Linked DNA regions of Homo sapiens: region 2 is linked to region 1. Evidence: chromatin loops called from intact Hi-C (ENCODE). Cell type or tissue: heart right ventricle. All regions are shown on one strand. Each heading gives the region's core, and the rest is flanking DNA. Links, peaks and the distances in the headings are about the cores only.

The links. A loop is a pair of places that touch in the nucleus more often than their neighbours do. Peaks named below come from ENCODE experiments on the same cell type or tissue, not always from the same donor. Only the 100,000 strongest peaks of a DNase experiment are listed, where the experiment ranks them.
Region 2: a loop joins it to region 1, with 2.9 times the contacts of the local background. A loop is called at or near these places in 77 of 110 quality-filtered maps.

Annotation. Positions count from the first base shown.
Region 1 is chr11:86,215,132-86,223,488 of GRCh38, reverse strand. No RefSeq gene overlaps it. Among named protein-coding and RNA genes, the nearest start is that of EED, 25 kb to the left of the region's middle. In heart right ventricle, for the core only: a CTCF peak has its summit at 4,829 (motif pointing right); DNase peaks (open chromatin) are centred at 4,828 and 5,139; H3K4me3 peaks cover 922 bases; H3K27ac peaks cover 335 bases.
Region 2 is chr11:85,860,388-85,868,744 of GRCh38, reverse strand. CCDC83 (coiled-coil domain containing 83) reads right to left here. Exons shown (of 11, transcript NM_001286159.2): 2 at 3,527-3,649. The coding sequence starts at 3,621. Among named protein-coding and RNA genes, the nearest start is that of CCDC83, 9.2 kb to the right of the region's middle. In heart right ventricle, for the core only: no CTCF peak of the experiment used is centred there; no DNase peak of the experiment used is centred there.

The DNA of each region.
Region 1 (8,357 bases), core at 221-8,220:
ACCTGACCACTAACTCCTGGCATGCCTGAAATAGTTGATGTATCTTTGCTCCAGAGCAGAGCTTTGTATTTCTGAATGTTCACAGGTTGAAACTTTTTAAGGAGACGTGTAATAAATGACAGCTTACTGGTTAAGTTGTGATCTCCATAATATATGTTTCCTTTTGTTTAAAATCCCCTCTTATTCCTACCTCACTCTTTTCATTTAGCTCATCCTTCAAAACGTAGCTTGCCAGGAAAATCTCTCCTAGCCACCTAACCTGAGTTGGTTGCCTTTTTCCTACACTTTAGTAGAACCCTTCTTTTATCTTAGTTTTAATTATGGATTTTTTTCTCTCCTCAACAGGATTGGGAGTTTTATGAAAGCAGGTTACATGTTGAATTCACTTCATGTCCTATACACCTCGTATAGGTCTCCTATATGTCTAGAGTCAGGTATATAGGAGGCATTCAACACATATTTGTTGAGGGAATTAATGACTGAATGTCTCAATCTATAGATTGTATGTGATTTGCTTTCTATTACTCTGTCAGTATCAGTTTTGAGTTGAGTTGCAGTATATAGGTTGATAAGGTCTAACTTATTCCTTTAAATTGTCAACTTATTTATAGTTTGTACCAGAAAGTATGTTTTACTATGTTAAGTGTTGGAGAATAGGAAAAGCAAAGGAAGTTGAGGTCTAAACTTGTAAGTCTTGTGAATGGGCCATGGTTGTTAAAAGTCATCTATCTCTGCCTCCTTAGAAAAGCTATCAGGAACACAGCATCAGAATTTTTATTTAGCTACATATTCTCATGGGTGTCTGTACATCTAATTATCAAATAAATGACTCAGAATAAGATGGTGTTGGGGCTAGATGGAGTGGGAAGGAGAGGGTTGTAATTACTGAGTGAAGGCATGCTGATGTCATTAATATGTCTATTCAAGAAGTTAGTATTAATAAATTACAATGAAATGCAAGTGCAACCTAATGATTTGTCATTACCTTGAAACCTTGGTTAACAACATTGTTGGCATCATGATTACAGCCTACTTATTAACTGTATATACCCTTAAATGTACACTTTTAAATTTATTGCCACCCTGTGGTACCGTAGGAATATATTTGGTTATTGTCCCTGTTCCTGGCACAGAGCTCCTAAAACCCTTGGAATTTCCTGGGTAATAAGGATGATGCGAGGATCTTTTGTTCTAATGAAGCAGCTCTTGGCCCCTAGACAGCTGCTTCAGAATGGGGGCTGATTGCCAGAATATCTAAGCCTTGGTTAGAAGCTTGGAATTTTAGCCCTAACCCTCAGCCTCCAAGGAGGAGAGAGGGGTTGGAGATGAAATTTGTTTACCATTTCCCAATGATTTAATCAACCATGCCTATGTAATGAAACCTTCACAAAAACCCCCTAAACAATGGGGTTTAGGGAGCTTCCAGGATGGTGAACACCCAACGTACTGGGAGGGTGGTGCACCCCAGCTCCACGGGGACAGATGCTCCTGCACATTCCCTTCTGAATCTCACCTTATATACTTCTCCATCTGGCTGTTCATTTGTATCCTTTATAATAAACCAGTAAACATAAGCAAAGTGCCTTTTTAAGTTGTGTGAGCTTTCTAGCAAATTGTCAAACATGAGGAGGGGGTCAAAGGAACCCTGATTTACAGCTGGTTAGTCAGAAGTACTGGTGGCCCAAAACTTGCAAACAGCATTTGAAGTGGGGGCAGTCTTGTAGGACTGAACCCTTTGAATTATGGGATCTGATGCTAACTCCAGGTAGATAATGTCAGAAATTAATTGAATTGTTGGACAGTCAATTGATGTCAGAGAGCTGAAGAAGTGATGTTGGAAAAGATACCATATGTTTGTTGTCAGGAGGGAAAAAGCTTTCATGCCGTTTCACAAAATTCTCAAACCTGTCGGATTCTGTCGTTGATGATTAGCAATACTGATAAGTTACTTTAAGCAGTTCCTTCAAATCCATGTTTCAATTTGGTTTACCCTACTGCCTTTTATGCAAAAATATTAATTTGCTCTGCTAATATTGAAATCGTACTATGTACCAGGTTTTATCCTAGAGAATAATGGTGAGCAAAACCAGATATAAGTCTCTATTTTCATGAGTCTGCTAGTGGAAACAGATGCCCATCAAAAAATCACATATACAGATACATTTACAACTATGTTAAATACTATGGATGAGAGGTTTATGATGTTGTGATTGTTCTCAAAAGAAAGATCATGAAACACTTTCCTGAGGAAGCTGAAATCTGAAGAACCATAAAAGGTCAACTAAGTGAGAATATGGGAATGGGTAAACTTAGATCTTGCATCTTGCAAAGACTTCTGGGACTGGAGTTTCTTATCTTTACCCTCCTATCTCAGCACCCTCCTCTTGTAGATCCCCCCCCCACTCCCCCACACAATTTCACTTCTATTAAGAGCCTCTCAGAATATACTCAGAACAGCATCAGAGGAAAACATTAAATAAAGTTTTTTAACAGATAATAGTATTAGATGTTCAATAAAGAAAGGCTCCTAGCTTCTTATAATTGAGTGCTGGTGTCCTAATCAGCTTCCTCCTCAAATCCTACACTGATGCCCAACTGGGTGTAACTGGTGTTCACCCAGTGAGGGCCTCAGTGATTATGAAAATAAGAGAGCTATGAGCCAAGACTGGTGGACCACAGTGGAGCAACTTACTTTGCTGACTGGAGTACAGCATGTCTTCACAGAGATTTAAAATAGGTTTTGGAGGGTAGAATAGGAGGGAGGACTTCCAGGAGAAGGAAACAGCACCCACAAAAACACAGACGAGTGAAAGAACACCATGTTTTTGCAGGAATGGCAGGTAGTTTAGACTTCTTTTAAGTAAGTCAGGAAAACATCCTGATAAAATAGTGAAATTAAATCAGTTTTTAGAAAAATAAAGAACTAAAGTTTAGTAAATGTGAAAAGTCCCACAAATAGAACTCCTTATTCCTTTAAAATCACGGATACAAAAGTTGTTCCTACACATATTAATCTGAACATCTGCAATTGTCATAGGTTCCAAAAACTTTAGTTTAATTCTCCAGAATCTCCTAATATCTTATTTAAAGTCATTCTCCTTTTTTTTTTTTTTTTTTTTGAGACGGAGTCCAGCTCTGTCGCCCAGGCTGGAGTTCAGTGGCGCCATCTCAGCTCACTGCAACCTCTGCCTCCCGGGTTCACACCATTCTCCTGCCTCAGCCTCCGGAGTAGCTGGGACTACAGGCGCCCGCCATTACGCCTGGCTAATTTTTTGTATTTTTAGTAGAGAGAGGGTTTCACTGTGTTAGCCAGGATGGTCTCGATCTCCTGACCTTGTGATCCACCCGCCTCAGCCTCCCAAAGTGCATTCTCCTTTTTGATTGGCATCACCTGCTGCCTTTCTCCTTTCTCACTGTATTTAGAGCAATCTTTGCCAAATGATTTTTGTGTCTTTCCAGACCATGATGTGGTTGACTAAGAATTTGTTTAAGCCTAACTATTTTTCAGTTCTTCATTTGACTCAAAAAGTAGTTTGTTGTAGAATAGAAGCTTCCCCTTGAAACAGCATATGGCAAGACCTGGAATTAAAAATAGACTTAACCACTGAAAAATTCTTCCATAAAATTAAATTAAATACGTAGTACAATTCTCTTTTACCATGTTATCCTCAATGGATAAAGATGAACTTTTCTCCTTATTAAAATTGAGAATGTTGCAGAATATTTCCATTATGTGCGAAGAAAAGAGGAACTGGCACTTATTAGCACACATAGTATGCCAGTCTCTGTGACAGGTGCAATCTGAGCGCCATCCTACCACTATGCTTGAATAGAGAGATGGTCATACAATGTCAACATGGTAATAAACTTCAGAGGTCATATAACCCACTGCTTTGGTTCTTTAGAGAAAACGCTGAGGCCCAGAGAGTAGGTTAGTGATCATTCAGTTCATTAAAAACCAAATGGGACTTGAGCTGAGTTTTCTGACACTTAGTCAGTGTTCTTTCTATAACATACTGGTATTCTCAGGAGAGAATTCGTCATGACTTATAGTTACATAGTCACCATTCTTTCCTGTATCTCTGTCTGCCCCATCTCTTTCTTCTATTTCTTCCTTTCTTTGTATTTTTTCATCTTTAACAGTAATGTTTTCTCTATTCTTAGAAAATTGGGTGTTTGAAAACAGCCCTCAACAACTTAATTCAACTTTTATCTAATGATTATTAACTGAATACTGCATCTTAGACACCGTGCTGGGTAATTGGTTGGATACAGTAAGATAATATATACAGATATAACTAAAATACAAGGCAGTGTATGATAAGAACTTTGTAAATAAGTTTTACAGGATTTCAGAGGTAGGTGTGGGGAAAGTGGCCAGTGAACTGGGCTTTTAAAGAATGGAAAAGGTTTTCATAAGGATAAGGGCTGAAGGTAGGACAATAATTTTACACAAATTGAAGAGCAGTAATAAGGATACAGAAGAAGGGAGCAACGCAAGTTGGAGAGATGTCAAGTAGAATTGTATGAGTAACAAACTGTCTTACAGGAGAAAATGGAGGACAAGGCTGAGAAACAGGCTGTTTTATTTCTGCAGCAGGGCAAGGGATCCTTCCCCTTATCAAGGCTAGAATACAAAGAAGGTGGAAGCCCCTATGACAGTCAGCTGTCATAGAAGTTGTAGATAGGTCACCTAGAGGCAGCACTGGAAACCAGCGAAAGTCAGCAATCCAGGTGACAAAAGTATCAACGAACTGGTACGAAAGCTACTACCAACTGGTACAAAAAGAACCACAGTCCAAGGAGACGCTTACTAGCACACGCCTACCTCCAGGGGGTGCTCAAGGCTTCCGTCCTTCCTTCCAAAGAAAAAAGATCTCTGAAGAGACTCCAGGACAAAATGGGGATTTCAGATATAGATGGAGGTTTTAGAGAAATGATTCTGCAGGGGATTCTGTTGAAGGAATAAAGTGGTTATAAACAGAAGTGGGCTGAGAGACTTTCCCCGTCAGTGACCTCTGGCGACTCGGCTTTTGTTAACTCTTGTAATGCTTTCATCTTTTCATCTCTTCACTGCCTTGGGATTGGTGTCTGGGACGTTCTCAAGTCAGGAGGGCAAAAGTAACCTCAGGGAGTCCACTTTGTTCAGTCCAGCTGCTGAGGCAAGAGATCTGATAGGGTTTGGAGCCCAGCATGAACTGGCAGCAAAGCATAGGCGTTTGTCCAGCGTCCTCTGTGTATGTGTTGGATGAGAAGCTTGTGCAGTCACATGCAGGATTCAGAATCCTGGCAGATTCTGAATCCACCTCCTAATTGTACAAGATTGGCATCTGGTGTGGTCTCGCAAGGGACTAAGATTTAGGAGGAAGGAAATTCATAGCAGGATTCTTGCTGCGAGGAAATCTTACCCAAACCTTTAATTAGTGATTACCAACAGGCAGAGATGGATAACTATTTCTAAAGAAAATGTACTCTTGAGAGGCTGAGACTACAAAGGCACATAGCTGCATATTTGTGAGGCTCCATCCCTTATGGTGGGAACAGAATCTGGCCTCGCCAGGAGTCACTTTTGGGACTAGAACATCCTGCCAGCAGAAGTCTGGAATTTGGAGAAATGCAAAGCCAATTGTGAGGTAGATACCTTCTCTACAAAGTAAAGATTGTGTTCTTGGACAGAGCCAGCCCTCATTTAATTTAGGAGTGAGAAGGTGGAAATGCGAGAAGCAATGGCTTGAATCTAGGATCCTGGAGAGGTGTTTAATCCGTAGGAATGAAGCAGACCTGTGAATGACATAGGGAAGAAGGGTGCCAATATCATAAATTGTTAGTTTTGTTAGTTTTAGTCCACGGTGGTGTTCAGACACAACTGTCTGGGAGGGAAGGCAGCCTGCACAGGTGTTGAACTTACCCTAGCATGTGGGTGTCAGAATGTCACAATTAAATCTTATTTTTTCTTTATACATTCAGAGAGCATTTAAAAAATTCTATTCTATGGTTCCAGTTATAGGAGTCACATTATTATTCTAGCATGCCATCTGATATTAAAATAATTTAATATGAAGGCCTATGGGTTCTAACACAATAACTTCTTATCCTATCATTTACATACTTCTAATTTCTAATATCTCCTATTTTATTCTATTTATTTATTATTTAAAGGCAGGGTCTTGCTCTGTCACACAGGCTGGAGTACAGTAGCTACGATCATGGCTCACTGCAGCCTCGACCTCCCAGGCTCAAGTGATCCTTCCACTTCAGTCTCCCAAGTAGCTGGCACTGTGGTTGCATGCCACAAGTCCAGCTAATTTTTTTAAAATAATTTTTTTGTAGAGATGGAGTCTCACTATGTTGTCTGGGCTGGTCTCAGACTTCTGAGATCAAGTGATCCTCCTGCCTCAGCCTCCCAAAGTGCTAGGAGTACAGGCATAAGCCACTATGCCTGGCCTCTCTTATTTTTAAAAATAATACTTATCTTTTTATCTCATTATAAAATTTATGAGTAATTGATGCAGAAAATTTGAAAACACCAGAAATACAATGTAAAACAAAAATTAGTCATAATTCTACAACTCAAAGGTAAGCACTATTAACTTTTTTTAAAATTTTTCTTTGAGATAAGGTCTGGCTCTGTTGCCCAGGCTGCAGTACCATGGCATAATCGTGGCTTGCTGCAGCCTCAACCTCCCAGGATCAAACGATCCTCCCACCTCAGCCTCCTGAGTAACTGAAACTACAGGCACACACCACCATGCCTGGCTAAATTTTTAAATTTTTTGTAGAGACAAGGTATCCCTGTGTTGCCCTAGCTGGTCTTGAACTCCTGGGCTCAAGCAATCCTCCTGCCTCAGCCTCCCAAGGTGTTAGGATTACAGGCGTGAGCCACCAGGCCCGGCTACTATTAACATTTTGATGCATGCACTTTCACTATTTTTTACTTTATGTGTGTGTATATTTTAAAACAAAAATCATCAAAATTTACATTGTTTTGTAGCTTTTTTTTTCATTTAGTGATTACGGAACTATTTCAATGTCAATAAATGATCTACATTACAATTTTTTCCCCTATAATACTTCTTATTATACAAGTATTAACTGTGCATTGCTTTGAGCTTAGAAAATGGAGAAAAATTGTACAGAAAGAAATAACTCATCCAGAGATTAATTGCTTTCAATATAGTCGTCTATTTCTTGGAAGATTTTCCCCCATCCCTTCTTACTATTAGTCCACAGATCCTCCAGCTCAGCCAATGATAGCAGCTGTAGTCAGCTGGGTAATGGCCATTCAAAGATATCCTTGGAACTTGCAAATGTTGCCTTATTTGGGAAAAAGGTCTTCGCACATGTGATTATGTTTAAGGATCTTTCAAAGGCACCAACCCAGAAGTTGGTTTCATTTCCTGGAAAAAAACTTGATAGCTAGGGTTAATATATTGGATCCGGAGATGAAAAGGGCATCTATACCAAGGGAACTGACGTGCAGATTTTGGACTTCCTGTAGGTTAAGAGTTTGAATGTTCTGCATGTAGGCTGTGAGTTTCAAACTTTTTAAGTAGCTGAAAACTCAATTGAGGATGCGTCTGAGGTGGCACAAGTAGAAGCAGAATCCACAGCTGAGGTCCAAGTCAAGCGCTAGAGGCAAAAATGGATCAGAGGCACCTGGTGGAGGCTGTAGACAGAAGCCCCAGTAGAAAGACTTCTGACCTCATCATCAGCCATAAGCAAGGTGAAGGGCATTCAAAAGAAAGGGACTTTGGTGGCACAGGGAATTTTCAGTTTCCATGGTTCATCTACTGATTTAATGCATTATTGATTATATGCTACTAATTAACCTCTTTTTTTTCTTTTTGCCCACTCCAGAGTGCTAAGGAGGTCCGATTAACCTCTTTAATAACCTTGGTTTTTTGGTTTTTTTGGTTTTGAGATGGAGTCTCGCTCTGTCACCCAGGCTAGAGTACAGTGGTGCAATCTCAGCTCATTGCAACCTCCACCTTCCAGGTTCAAACGATTCTCCTGCCTCTGCCTCCCAAGTAGCTGGGATTACAGGCACCTGCCACCATGCCCGGCTAATTTTTGTATTTTTTAGTAGAGATGGGGTTTCACCATGTTGGCCAGGCTGGTCTCGAACTCCTGACCTCAGGTGATCTGCCCACCTCAGCCTCCCAAATTGCTGGGATTATAGGCATGAGCCACTGCACCTGGCCAAATAACCTTGTTTTAAATGGCCTAGTATGGGGTTGAGCCACAACCACCTCTCTCAGTGATTCTCAGGAGTCTGGAGGGGAAACCAGTAGGGGTGATCATCTTTAATAGTGACTAGAGGACCTTACAGAAAAAGTATGCCAAACATAACTGCTCCA
Region 2 (8,357 bases), core at 79-8,078, 350 kb after region 1:
AGCCCAGGAGTTTGAGACCAGCCTGGTCAACATAGGGAGACCCTGTCTCTATAAAAATAAACAAACATGGCTAACACCTGTAATCCCAGCACTTTGGGAGGCTCCCAGCACTTTGGGAGGCCAAGGCAGGAGGCCAAGATCAGGAGTTCAAGACCAGCCTGGCCAACATGGCAAAACCCCATCTCTACTAAAAACACAAAAAATTAGCTGGGTGTGGTGGCACATGCCTGTAATTCCAGCTACTGGGGAGGCTGAGGTGGGAGAATTGCTTGAATCCAGGAGGCGGGGGTTGTAGTGAGCCGAGATCATGCCACTGCACTCCAGCCTGGGTGACAGAGTGAGACTCTTGTCTCAAAAACAAACAAATCACTGATCCAAATAAACTTGACTTTCAAAAAAATCTATATCATAATCTCCATTTTTTCACTCACGACCATATTCTCACCCGTTTCTATATCTATATCCATACTTATTGTAGAAAACGGGGGGCAAGACAAGTATAAAGGAGAAAATAAAAACCATCATTATTCAGAGACGATAATTTTATAGACTGAACATTGGTAGTATCAGCTCTTCACAAACAACCATAGAAGTTCATGACTTTCTTTTCTTGGGATAAATTTGAAAAAAGTTCAGTTGCTCAAAAACCATGAATTAACTATCTACTATGTGCTCACTGCTTTGTTAGGAGCTGAGAGAGATATAAGAGGCGCCAGGGAACTCCTGGACAATCCTTCCTCAGATGGTGAGAGGAAATGTCTTGGCTATGTGTCATGTGACAACAGTTCTGTCACCGAGGAACACATGGAATGCATAAACTGTCATCAGTAGAGCATGGTACAGCAAGGCCTTGGCTGTTCCAGTCCATGAGATTATTTATTTAGTTTTACCAAATACAAAAGAACAAGGGTATGAGATGTTCAGTTTATAACTTGCACTAGATCATGAGAATTTTTAAACGTTTGCCTTTTTGTAAACCTTTGTTAAAGAGGAGAAAGACTGGTTTCTGGTCCACCCAAAAGAGAGAAAAACAGCTGTTAACTGGATGTCACCAGTTACACCATGGGAGCAAATTAGAGACCAGGTTACATTCACAGAGCTTGGCTTTTTGTCCACCTCTCCTAAGATGAGATGAACAAAGTTTTCAGTTATGTTGAGAAATGAGTATGAATAGTATCTAGTTATTAGTTAATGTTATTTCAAGTAGAAAATAAAAGGAAACAGGTGAAAGCCTCTTCTCTCTTGGTGTTCTGATCCCTTCACTCAATCCTAAAAAGTTCATACGAATATATTGGGATCTCCAAAGAAGGAGACAGATTTTCCCTGAATGTTGTTAAGGACAACATACATCTTTTATGGTACATTTTTTAAAATAAATCCTTCTTTTAGATTTTAAAATCTAAAATCCTTCTTGGCCAGGTGAGGTGGCTCATGCCTGAAATCCCAGCACTTTGGGAGGCTGAGGCAGGAGGATCGCTTGAGGCCAGGAGTTTAAGACCCAGCTCTACCCAAAATTAAAAAATTAGCTGGGCCTGGTGGTGTATGCCTGTCTTCCCAGCTACTCAGAAATCTGAGGCAGGAGGAACACTTGAGCCCAGGAGTTTGATACTGCAATGAGCTATAATCAGGCTACTACACTCCAGCCTGGGTGACAGAGTGAGACTCTGTCTTTAAACAACAACAACTCTCTTAAACAAAGACCTAGTCACTAGCATCATGGGCTCTCCATCTTCAACTTTATACTCCTCTAATAAAAACCCAAGTGTTCTTCTTGATCTGACCCTTGCCTAAATCACCAGCATCTGCTCTTGCCCTGCCTCCCTCACCCTCCCTTTTCTCAGTTTCTGGCCTGTGATAAGCTCTTTCCTACCCTCCTGTCTTCCATAAGTCATGCTCTTCACTGCTCTGAGTTTCCATAATGCCTGTTCCTTTTCCAGAAATCAGCTCAAAGCTTTCTCAAACAAGTTTTTCCTAACTCCTCTGACTAAAGTCCTTTAGTTACACTGTTAAACAGCACCCTACAGTTTTCTTTTATAGTACCTTTATTATAGCCATGTTTTTTTCTGTTTTTTTTTTTTGTTTTGTTTTTTTGAGACAGGGTCCCTCTCTGTCACCAAGGCTGGAGTGCAGTGACACAATCATGGCTCACTGTAACCTTGACCTCCCTGGGCTCAGGCAATCCTCCCGTCTCCACCTCCTAAATAGCAGGGACTAATTTTTATTTTGTAAAGATGAGTTTTCATCATGTTACTCAGGCTGATCTCAAACTCCTGGGCTCATCCACCTGCCTTGGCCTCTCAAAGGGCTGGGATTATAGGCATGAGCCACCATACCACCCTGTCATTTTTTTTAAAGCTCAAATTAGTGGTTTATTGTCTGTCTCCCATGCTTCATCAAGGCAGGGACCATGTGGTCCTGTTTGCTGCTACATTCCAGTACCCAGCACTTGACTTGCACTTGGTAAACACCCAAGTATTTATTGAATAAGTACATGAATGAAGTATATTTCAGCCTTATGCAAGAAAAGACTAACACTTATCTATTAATTCTGTAAGAATTACAAGTTAAAACACTTACCTTGTGCCAAAAGCTAAGGTTCACAGACCCTCAAGGAGCTATTTGTTGGAATAAAACATAAATATGGAATAAATGTTACCCATGGTTTTGTCTCCAGCTCCTAGGAGTGAGACATTATAAAATTTTATTATTATTAAAAAGAATTTTCTGTAAATCATTTGGATTTGATATGTAGCCATTTAGGAATAATGTAAGTTGGAATGTCTAAGAAATAAAAGGTCACATAAAGGGAAAATTTCTCTTCCATTCTCTCTTTTTTTTTTTTTTTCGAGATGGAACCTCAATGGAATCTTGCTCTGTTGCCCAGGCTGGAGTGCAGTGGCATGATCTTGGCTCACTGCAACGTCTGCCTCCTGGGTTTGAGCAATTCTCCTGCCTCAGTCTCCCGAGAAGCTGGGATTACAGGCACGCGCCACCATGCCCGACTAATTTTTGGATTTTTAGTGGAGACCTGGTTTCACCATGTTGGTCAGGCTGGTCTCGAACTCCCAACCTCAGGTGATCCGCCTGCTTTGGTCTCCCAAAGGGCTGGGAATACAGGTGTGAGCCACCATGCCCGGCCTCTTCTACTCTCTATAAATGTAAACTAACCATTCTGTGTTGTATTTTAAGAGGTAAGCTAGCAAGCTGTTGTATACATAGGTGAGAGTAACCAATAAACAACTGAAGGAGCCAATAGTACATCAATGAAAGCTGTTTCATAGCAGCTCTCATTTCATTTCATAAAATAGTCTAAGTAGTCATAGCTACTACTTGGACTATGTTATATTCAAAGTTTCAAAAACCTTTAAAAATATGTGCATAGCACAAGAGTGCAATTAGGCCTCCAAACCCACCTCTATTCTTTTGGCAGCTGCTGCATGTATTGTTTGCATTTGCAGTTATATGAGTCTTAACAATGACTGCCTTTTATCTATGGCAACTTTCAGATTTCAGAATAAAAACTTACTGATAGTCTAGAAGTGCTTCACTGGTAGGCAGTTTAATTTCTTTTGGTGGCCCGTCATGTGTATCCTTTTTATTTGCTTTCCCTGAGTTTTCCATTGTGCTGGTTAGCTATGAAGAAATATACCTGTTTAGAAAGGAGACATACGAAAGTGAAAAATTCCATCTTTGCCTCCCTACTTTTGTTTACTCTAGATAAGGTACCTCTGGGACTTAATACTGGCTTTCTATCCTGATTGCTTCCATGTCCCCAGATCTAACATTCACCACAATGGTGGAACATCATGAAATGATTGGATTCTTGATTCTGGTGAATTCCATGTTTAGCCCATGTATAGCATTCCCTCCACCCAAAACTTTCTAAGAGACTCCCTCTCTTATGTTATTCATCTATATCTGTTGCCCGTATCTAGGTCTTTTAAGAGCAAAGAACTGAGCTTTTCAATAATTTTATTTCTCCACAGTGTTTGGCAGAGAGACATTAATTAAATGTCTATTAATTTTTCAAAGAAAATGAAAACAAAACTACAATTTTCTATGAGCACGAAGAAGCTAGGATCCAAAAGACTTAAGAATTAGAATCAGGATCCAAAAAAATTAGGTTTGGGCAGGGTTGTTACAAACAGCAAATAAAAGCACACATTGAAGTACTTTTAAAATGGTTGAGATTTACACATGCGAATAATAATAATGTACTAATAACTGCTCATCAGCTATTAACTGGTTTCATACCTAATAATAAAAAAATCAAAAACACCTTTTAAAAGGGAAAATCAAGACCCACTGTTCACAGATGTTTATAGTAAGCAGGAGTACTTTCATAGGTTTGGTTTGGGTACTAAAGTAGACTTTTCAGATTATAGTCTTCCTTAACACATTTTTATCTTTTAATTTCCACTAATCTTAAAAGAATAAGTACCTAGCCTTAAATAAATGTATCAGTAGTTAAGTGTGGTAGAAAGCATAAAATATAACCTTTGTAATTATTTAAGTGGCTGGAAACTCTCATGAGGGTGAGGATAATGTAATTCTTGTGCACCACTGTATTTCCTCACTAAGCACAATAGACACACAATAAATGCTTGTCAGATAAACACATGAGTGGATGCATGAACGAATCAGGCAGACATGGGCTTTAATCCTAGATCCATCACTGTTATCTCTGTGACCCTGAATAGGTTACTTAATCTTTTTGAGGAACTTCAGTTGCATCATCTGTCAAGGGAGAAGGATAACAATTCTACTCTAAGAGCTATTGTAAGGATTAAATAAGCTAATATTTAAAGCACCTAGCATAGTGTCTGAGATATAGAAAAAGGGCATATATCTCTAGCTCTATCTCTGTATAGTGCCCCTTCCTCTTTCCCTTCAGTTGTTGCTCCAGGTCAAGCTTCTTCAAATTCTGGGTAACTAAAGCATAGAATGGCTGCCTTCTGCAAGTACGATGATGCGTGGAAAGACTAATCCATAAGGTTTGCTGTTGTCAACCTTCATTGATTTGGATCACTGAATTGGCAATCCACATAGATCTTTGTAGACCATTCAGCTCCAAAGTGGAGAAACTTGTTAATATGAAAACACGCTTTTTCTCTGTAGACATGCTGCCTGCACACTCAGACTTCCAGTCAGGCTGTCTTTATGTCTGTGACTTTTCTAACCAAGTTTGCACTACTCTGTATGCTAACTAATTTGAGCATATACATGAATGCAAATATACCACAATACTTTCCAACTGAAAAGCACACAGATGACACAACAAAAAGATCTAATACATTAGTACATTAAGTAGTGTCTTCTCAAATATGAAAGTATTGAGAATAATTTAATAGGCTCCCACCAAAAGGTGTCATCATGATACCACCACAGTTCACAGAAAATTATCAGCTAAGAGAAGATTACTCTTTGTTTCAGATGCAGAGTTGAATTTTTATATTATTTTCCATTTTAGAATTAGAATTTTAAACTTGGCTGTTGCACAAAAAGCATACTAACAAATGTTTCATTTTAAAACAATAACTTACCATTTAGTAATAATTTTTACTATAAAATATTTAAAAGTTAAAACCAATGCCAACATTAATCTCTTTCTAAGTCATATGGAAGAGATCAAGTGTTACGGTTTTTACCTGTGGTACCCATCTGGTGCTGGAGGAAAAATGACCTCATCCTGCTCAATTACCTTAGTTACCTGGCTTTTATGTTTTTAACTCTCTGACTAATGTATAATTACTTACCTAACTGCAGCTTATGGCAAAGGATTTTAATAAAATATGAGTGAAAATGTGGACCCATTAAAGCACAAATGCTTTATACATAAACTCTATTAAGATTCATTGTTTCACACACTTTAAGAAAATTAGTAAGCCAATTGGACTGTCTGCTTAATAGCTGCATTTTTCCAATGGGCTAATGATAGTACCTCAACATCTATTTTTGCATTTGATAATGTGCTATAAATCATGGGGACTTTCATAAACATTTACAAGGATTCACAGTTCCTGACCACCCAGAAGATTTCTCTCAGTAAAGGGTGAGAATCCTAGAAAAATATTCACAAAGTAAAAGCAATTATCTTCCAGGAAGGTTACACTTAGAATATCTGACAAATAGACGTCGAATCTGTCAGTAACTACAAACATCTATTCAATGCCTGCTCTGTGCATGGTGCTTTACCTGGCCCCCAATTATAAAGTATAGATGAGGCAAGACCCTTCTCAGACAGATAGGAAGACAGAAGCACACTGCAGCAGAACTTTAAAAAAATGAGCAGCTTTAAAATTCATTGCAAAATCATGCAGATAATGCTAGGGAGATCTTCATCCAGCATGTGACCTCCCTTTTGTGGCCATGTGTGTTTTCCTCTCCCGACTGTGTCTGAGGTCTCTAAAACATACACCGTGATGTAAGGACAGGTGAGCATCCTGGGTTTGAAAGACTCAGGACTCCAGCCAACCTTTCCAGAATCTACTCCATCATTTTCTGTCATAAAATCTTGCAATAAATATTTCCCAAACGCCTCTCAGTGAAAAGCCAGAAGTTTATTTACTAAAAATGGACATATCACAATCATTTTTTTCATATGTAGTTATCCCATACTGCTTTGGCTCTGCAAAGTTACCTATAGAACACACAGTGTATCCCTTCCTGCACTATCTCAGCATCCTGGCTCAGTATCTAGAAAGCTTAAAATAAATGACTCTCTTTTTTTTTTTTTTTTTTTTTTTAATGAGACAGGGTCTGGCTCCGTCGCCCAAGCTAAAAATGCAGGGTCATTCCAACTTCTGCCTCCCAGGTGCAAGTCATCCTCCCACATCACCTCCAGAGTAGCTGGGATTACAGGCGCATGCTACCATGCCTGGCTAATTTTTTAATTTTTTGTAAAGAGGGGGTTTTGCCATGTTTCTCAGGATGGTCTTGAACTCCTGAGCTCAAGGGATCCACCCACTTTGGCCTCCCAAAGTGCTAGGATTACAGGCATGAGCCACCGCACTTGGCCCAAAATGACTATTTTAATGACTTTGTGAAGGCGTGAATATCCAGAAGCCTCCCAATGACTCCTTTCCTAATTCTGTGGAGGCTGGGAGGGATGGCAGTTCTGCCCTAATACCTTTCTGGACATATAAAATGGAGTTTGAGGTTTGATAGCTAATGTTTTACATACAATGTAGATTAAAATGAAAGATATTTACTTAACAGCATTAGCAATGACAGAAGTTCAGAATAAGATTCCATCAAGGCATGAGTGCATGATATAAAAGATCTCTATTTGGGTGCTAGGAGTCTTGAAGTCTAGTTGTGGCTCAGCCATTAACTAGCTAGAAACTGAGCCATTAACTGCATGGTTTTGAACTGCAGTTCCCAAATTATACTGGATTCTCAGCTATAAACTGTAAGGCTAATAAAAGTAATAGTAGTAGTAGTAATGCAGTACTTCCAAAAGCCTTATTAAAGAGCAATCTAACTTAGAAGGCACATACCTCACTATAATGTTAATTGCAAAGCTGAAATACATATTCAAAACCATTCATGGTACTCATCTTCAACAAAATACAATTCCTTTAATGCCAGTGACACCTAACTACTTCTATAAACCCTCATCTTGGGAATTCAAAAAGAGATGTTGTATCCTTTAATATTTAAATTCATCTTGAGAAGCCTCTTCTTATTGTCCTAACTAGTGATAAATAACCTCGCCTTGTGGCCCCACAATTTGTACTTTTTTTTTTCCCCACAATTTATGGCTTGTAATAGACAGTGTCTATTTTTCCCATCTTTGTGTTCATGTTTATTCAATGTTTAGCTTGCACTTATAGTGAGAACATGCAGTATTGCTTTTGGGTTCTTGCATTAGTTTGCTTAGGATAATGGCCTCCAGCTGCATCCATGTTGCTACAAAGGACACGATTTTGTTCTTTTTATGGCTGTGTAGCATTCCATGGTGTATGTGTACCACATTTTCTTTATCTAGTCCACCACTGATTAGCATCTTGGTTGATTTTATGTGTTTGCTACTGTGAACAGTGCTGCGATGAACATGAGTCCATGTGTCTGTTTCACAGAATGATTTATTTTCCTTAGGGTATATATCCAGTAGCGAGATTGCTGGGTTGAATGGTATTTCTGTTTTAAGTTCTTTGAGAAATCTTCACACTGCTTTCCACGTGTTCTTTAATACTCCCACCAGCAGTGTATAAGTGTTCCCTTTTCTGCTAAACCTCACCAGCATCTGTTGTTTTTTGTCTTTTTAATAATTACCATTGTGATTCCTGTGTGATAGTATCTTATCATGGTTTTGATCTGCATTTATCTAATGATTAGTGATGATGAGCATTTTT